Regions from separate parts of the Homo sapiens genome. Here region 1 is linked to region 2. A link is a contact called in ENCODE Hi-C data. All regions are on one chromosome and are shown on one strand. The core of a region is the stretch at or near the end of the contact, and the rest is flanking DNA. Distances in the headings are between cores, read along the strand shown.

What was found. A loop is a pair of places that touch in the nucleus more often than their neighbours do. Pooled maps may share reads with other maps.
Region 1: a map of gastrocnemius medialis shows a loop between it and region 2 (8-fold over the local background). The contact joins the promoter of REXO4 here to the promoter of GTF3C4 in region 2. A Hi-C loop is called at or near these places in 1 of 168 maps with a recorded cell type or tissue (gastrocnemius medialis) and 6 of 50 pooled maps.

Annotation. Positions count from the first base shown.
Region 1 is chr9:133,416,407-133,419,616 of GRCh38, reverse strand. REXO4 (REX4 homolog, 3'-5' exonuclease) reads left to right here and starts at 1,607. Exons shown (of 8, transcript NM_020385.4): 1 at 1,607-1,997. The coding sequence starts at 1,773. It also overlaps a transcript of ADAMTS13 not described here. RefSeq lists an enhancer at 1,293-1,512 and a silencer at 1,623-1,862.
Region 2 is chr9:132,668,817-132,671,909 of GRCh38, reverse strand. GTF3C4 (general transcription factor IIIC subunit 4) reads right to left here and starts at 1,446. Exons shown (of 5, transcript NM_012204.4): 1 at 955-1,446. The coding sequence starts at 1,311. It overlaps DDX31 (DEAD-box helicase 31), which reads left to right and starts at 1,927. Exons shown (of 20, transcript NM_022779.9): 1 at 1,927-2,050. The coding sequence starts at 1,976. RefSeq lists silencers at 1,158-1,287, 1,708-1,857 and enhancers at 1,438-1,517, 1,203-2,070.

The DNA.
Region 1 (3,210 bases), core at 358-2,857, 750 kb before region 2:
CTGATGCCACTCACATCCGCTTCTCCTCCCACTGCACTGACTGCTCCCCCTCAGCCTCCTCTGCTGCTTCGCCCCTGGAGAGCCCCCAGCACCTGCTATCTGGTCTTAACCCTTCACTCCCTATATTGGTACTCTCTCTTTGGATGAACTAACCCAGGTTCATGTTTCAACACTAATTATGTGCTGACGATTTCCAAATTACATCTCCAGCACTGACCCTTCCCTAAGCTTAGGAATCTTATATCCTGCTGCTGATTAGACGTCTCTCCTTGGTGACTGACGGCCCGTTCAAACTCAGCAAGTGTGAAAAGGAGCTCATGGCTCCACCCCCATACTTCACCCTGCTCCCCGCAGACATTTATTGAGATGATAAATGGCCACACCCAATTGCTCAGACCAAAATCCTAGGAGCCTCACTTCCCTGTTACTCCATCAACCTCTGCCTGTTACACACGCACATCAAATCTACCCACTCCCGGCCGGGCACGGTGGCTCACACCTGTAATCCCAGCGCTTTGGGAGGCCGAGGCGGATGGATCACTGGAGGTCAGGAGTTCAAGACAGCCTGGCCAACGTGGCGAAACCCCAGGTCTACTAAAAATACAAAAATTGGCAGAGAGTGGTGGCGTGCACCTATAGTCCCAGCTACTCAGGAGGCTGAGGCAGGAGAATCGCTTGAACCCAGGCGGCAGAAGTAAGGGAGGAGACCACCCCTCATATTGTCTTATGCCCAATTTCTGCTTCCAAATAAAGAAGTAAAAACTAAAAGGCAGAAATAAAATCCACAGGCAGACAGCCCGGCGCCGCGCCCTGGGCCTGGTTAAAGATCAATCCTTGACCTAACCGGTTATGTTATCTATAGATTTCAGACATTGTATGGAAAAGCATTGTGAAAATCCCTGTCCTGTTCTGTTGCGTTCTGATTACCGGTGCATGCAGCCCCCAGTCACGTACCCCCTGCTTGCTCAATCGATCACGACCCTCTCACACAGACCCCCTTAGGGTTGTAAGCCCTTAAAAGGGACAGGAATTGCTCACTCAGAGAGCTCGGTTTTTGGAGACGTGAGTCTGCCGATGCTCCCCACTAAATAAAGCCCTTTCCTTCTACAATTCGGTGTCTGAGGGGTTCTTGTCTGCGGCTCGTCCTGCTACAGAGTGAACTGGCAGGAACTCCTCCCGGTGCCTGGGCCTCAGTTTCCCCACTGTACGTGGAAGATGAGCCGCTGTGAGGCTGAGCAAGGAGCAGCCCAAGGCGGGAAAGGCTCGAGAGTCCAGGACGCAGGCGAGCGACCTAGCCCGGCTCTCACTAGCCCCACCGCCCAGTGCCCCCAGCTCAGCTGCCCTACCAGGTGCTACACACACAGCGGCCCCCCAGTTCCCTTCCGGCGTTCGCATCTCTCATCCCCATCCCGGATCTTGGGGAGGTCCTCGGCTTGCCCCAGTCAAACTCGAGGTCGATGACCCCGGATGCCGCTGGCTAAGGCGGCGGCCCAAGTCCCGTGCGGGTGAACCGCCCAGGCTGCGCGGAACCAGAGGCAGGGATCCGGTTTCCAGCCGGTTGTGGAGAGACGAGCGCTTCCGGGGACTGGAGCGTGCGTGCTGAGGTATGCGCAACGCGTGCGGGGTCTCTTCCGGAGTCTTTTCCTGGACGGGGTCCCTGCGGTGGGTGTGTTTCGGCCTGGCCTGGGCAGGCGCTTGTGCTGCCAGGGCGCCGGGCCCGGGGAGGCCGGGGTCTCGGGTGGCCGCCGGCCCAGGCGCTGGACGGCAGCAGGATGGGGAAGGCGAAGGTCCCCGCCTCCAAGCGCGCCCCGAGCAGCCCCGTGGCTAAGCCGGGTCCTGTCAAGACGCTCACTCGGAAGAAAAACAAGAAGAAAAAAAGGTTTTGGAAAAGCAAGGCGCGGGAAGTAAGCAAGAAGCCAGCAAGCGGCCCCGGTGCTGTGGTGCGACCTCCAAAGGCACCAGAAGACTTTTCTCAAAACTGGAAGGCGCTGCAAGAGGTGAGGCTTGAGGGGGCCCGGGCGGAGCGCTGCGCAGCTCATTCCCGCAGAACGCGACGGAGGGAAAGACTTGGGTAGCCCCAAAAGACCTGTAAAGGCAGATTTGAATCGAAATCTTGTAAACAGCTTTTCACAAGAAAGGTGGCCTGTTGAGGGAGGTCTCGAACTTGTTTGCTTGAAAGAAATTGATGAAAGAATTATTTCAAGTACAAAAAAGCAAAGATAAACCCTTGTACCTTTTGCATAATGAACTAACTAGAATGGATTTTACAAAGAGAAATTTAGCTTAAAATCCCGAAACCAGGCCGGGCGCGGGGCCTCACGCCTGTGATCCCAGCACTTTGGGAGGCCGAGGCGGGCAGATCCCCTGAGGTCAAGAGTTCAAGACCAGCCCGGCCAACATGGTGAAACCCCGTGTCTACTAAAAAAGTACAAAAAATATTAGCCGGGCGTGATGGCGCGCGCCGGTAGTCGCAGCTACTCGGGGAGCCTGAGGCAGAAGAATCGCTTGAACCCGGGAGGCAGAGGCAGTAGTAAGCCGAAATCGCGCCACTGCACTCCAGCCTGGGCGACAGAGCGAGACTCCATCTCAAACAACAACAACGAAAGAACACACTGGTCTGTGTAGCAAGACAGGGAGAAAGAAGATTCCTGTGTAGAAGTGAAAAGCAGATAGCAGACATGTGATGGGGTTCTAGCGACACTTACGGTCTTGAAGTAAATACTAATTGAGCTCCTAAAAATGTGCACTCTGCCATGTGCTCTATGCCATGCGTGTTGCAATCCCCACAATAAGACTGTGAGGTGGACACTTCCATCATCGCTATTGTACAGATGAGGAAATAGGCTGGAAAAGTTTAAATAGATCATCTAAGATTGCGGCTGGGAACCAGGTGGCTGACTCTGGAGTCCATGCTTTTAAGGCTGTGTTGTACCTGCTGTCTCCCTAGTGACCTGCACTTCTGTAGAGGTTGCCTGCTCTCTCCTAGACACTCTTCCACGTGCGTCACTCATACATTCTTACCACATCCCTTGGAGCTCCCTTGGAGCTACCTCCTGTTAGGATCATAGCTCACTGCTGCCTGGGCTCCAGTGATTCTCCTGCCTCAGCCTCCCGAGTAGCCCACACGTGTAATCCCAGCACTTTGGGAGGCCCAGGCAGGAGGATCACTTGAGCTCAGGAGTTCAAGTCCAGCCTGGGCAACATGGTGAG
Region 2 (3,093 bases), core at 197-2,696:
TGTGCGGATACACATCTTTACAGTGCTTATCACTACCTGACAGGACCTTATCATTTGTGCTTGACTTGCCAAAGAATGTAAGCTTCATGAGGGCAGGGGTTCTGTTTTGTACACTGCTTTATTTCCAGAACATGGGGCAGCACCAAGCAGAATGGTATTCAAATATCTATTGAATGTATGAATATACACTGACAGTTCACATGTAAGCGTACACCTCTATCAAGGATATATGGAAAGTTTTTACACCTCTAAGCAACTAAAAGGAACGCTATGGCTTACTACTTGACCTTGCGCTTGAAGTTTAAGATAGGTAGTTGTTTCGAATCTTTATTTTCATTCAACATCCCAAAGATGTTTAGCTAGTAAAGAAAAACTAAAGTACAAACCCCGAGATCCAGTATTTACCCGTTTGCCCAAGGAGAGGCGAGGACCATTCATAATAAAGTCACTGAAACAATTAAGACAATGGATGGGACCAGTTTTTCTTTTCTGAAGCTAAAGAGGCGCGAGAGGAGGACACACACAGTAGACAAAGCCAGCCAAGAACCTCGGAAAGTCGGCCCCAAACAATAGCAGCAACGACAGAGGCAGGCCCCGGGTTGGATCTACAGGGGGTGGAGTCTCAGAAAGCACCATCGAGTAACCCGCTCCATGTGCGGGCCCGACGGAGGGGCGAAGGAGGGGTTCCTGGGACTCAACTCCGGGAAGCCCCCTGGGTGTGTACCTGTGTTTGCGGCGGCGGGTGACCTGGGGAAACAGGGTGCAGACAGCTGCAGAGCTTTTCTTTTTTTTTTTTTAAGCTGTGGTAACCCTGGCTGCTTAATAAATCCCCAGCGCTCGGTGCGAAGAGGGAAATCCCCGGACAGAGTGTGGGATCGGATTCCCCTGGGACGGATGATGCGGCCGCGAGAGGGGGACAGGGGAAGACCCCAGGGATGGCGGGGGATGACTTACTTTGAGGAGACAGCTGTTGAGCGGTGCGGGCACCGAGGTGCGGTGGATAACCAGGTCCTGGCCCGGGTTGTGCACGTCGCAGATGAGCTCCAGCACAGCGATGCTGCGGGCCGTGGACACAGACACGCGGTGGTCCTCGGACCAAGCCAGCGGTTCCAGGCCGCTCACCGCATACTGCAGCTTCACGGCCGGCTCCCGCCGAGTCACCATGAGGCGGAATGCAGCGCTGGGCCCCGGGGCCGCGTCCGCTGCTGGCTCCTTCCCGCCCGCCTCGCCGCCCCCCTCTCCCTCCTCCTCCCCAGACGGCGCAGGCCCGTCGTCCGCGGGCCCCACCCGGGCCTGGTCGGCCGTGTTCATCTTCTCTCAGGTGCAGAGGTCGGACGCCCTGGCGCTCCACGCAGTCGCGCGACCACCTCCCGGACCGCCGCCGCCACCCCCAGCGCCCTCCGCGGCGGTTTTCTCCCCTCAGGCCCCGAGCGCCGCCGAGCCAAGAAGGACCCCGCCGTTGCCAGGCAACGCGGCCCTACCAGGTGGCCAAGGAACTGCCTGTCCAGAAAAAGGACAGCGAGCGGGGAGCCCCGAGGACCCCCTTTTCCCTGCCCAGGGATTGAGCTCCAGAGCCTGTTAGGGAGCTACCCAGACAGGCTTTAGTTCCTAAAGTGCTGAGGAAACGCACGGGGCGGTAAAGGGGAGGCTCGTCGGTGAGATGGCGCCGGATCTCGCTTCTCAGAGGCATTCAGAGAGCTTCCCCAGCGTGAACTCTCGGCCGAATGTAATTTTGCCAGGCCGCGAGGGACGCAGAGAGGGGCTGCCACCAGGCGGGGGCACGCGCGGTAGTCTTGTCCCTACCCGCCCGGTGCCGCCGTCCCCGGCTCCCCTCGGGACGAGTCCGTACAGCTGGAGCCGTTCCGGACCCGGAAGGGGCGGTGGCGCAGGGTCCTCGCGCGTCCCACGTGGGGTCCCGGGCCCAGCAGTCTGCGCACCGGGCTCGCTGCTGCACCACGCGTCACCCACGCAGACCATGGCAGCCGCCGACGGTTCGCTCTTCGACAACCCCAGGACGTTCTCCAGACGTCCCCCAGCCCAGGCGAGTCGGGTGAGTTCTGACCCGGCTTCAGCTCCGTCCCCACCCGCGGCCCGGCTGTGGGCGCGCCGCGAGCTGCAGCCGTGCCTTGGAGTCGGGTTTCGAGTCATTCACGGAGTTAAGCGGGAGAAAGACACCGGGCAGCTTCGGGACAAGTTGCGCCGAAACACGTGTCTCTAACCGGAACACCACCCGCAGGGATGCGCCTGGAAGCGGGGAGTGGAGCGGTGTGGAGGGGCGGGGAGCTGGCTCCTGCGCCTAGAAAAGTAAAGGAAGGAATTAGAGGCTGTTTCCCGTGGAAGGTAGGACCTGAAGTTCCGGCGCAAGTCCCAGGCCAAAGCTTAACTTCTCTAAGCCAGTTTCCTCGACTGAGTGCGGACTAAGCTCTGATTTTTTTTTTTATCTTGCCCACATTCCTGTCTGGGAAGAGTCATGCCCTACAAACCATAAATTCTCATCAGATGGCTTTCATTTAACCCTATATATCGTGACTTACTTTCCAAACTGGCTCTGGCCTAACATTATGTGACAAAGAAGAAAGTTAAAATATTACCCCTAAACATGTTTCTTTGCCACATTTTGAAATGGCTTTGCAAAGCTGTTCTTTGGGGGGGGCGGGCGGGGTGGACATTTGCATCTGCAAAGAATCTCTATTAACATAGCTAGATCTTTTTCTTCCAGGCCCTCCCAATCCTAAAGAGATTAAGAGTCTACCACCTTTCAAAGATCTGAATAGGAAACACTTGTCTGTTGTCTCTAAGGGCAGCCACTAAAGACTTGAAAAGAACCTTGGTCTCCACAATCTTTTATCTTAACCTGAGCATTTTCTTTGTATCCATCCCAGGTGTTTAGACAAACTCAACCGTCAACTAGAAAATGTTTAAATTTACCTATAGCCTGGAAGCCCCCGCTTTGAGTTGTCCCACCTTTCTGGACAAAACCAGTGTATTTCTGAAATGTATTTGATGTCTCATGCCTCTCTAGAATGTATAAAACCAAGCCGCGGCCGGGCGCGGTGGCTCACGCCTGTAATCCCAGCACTTTGGGAGGCCGAG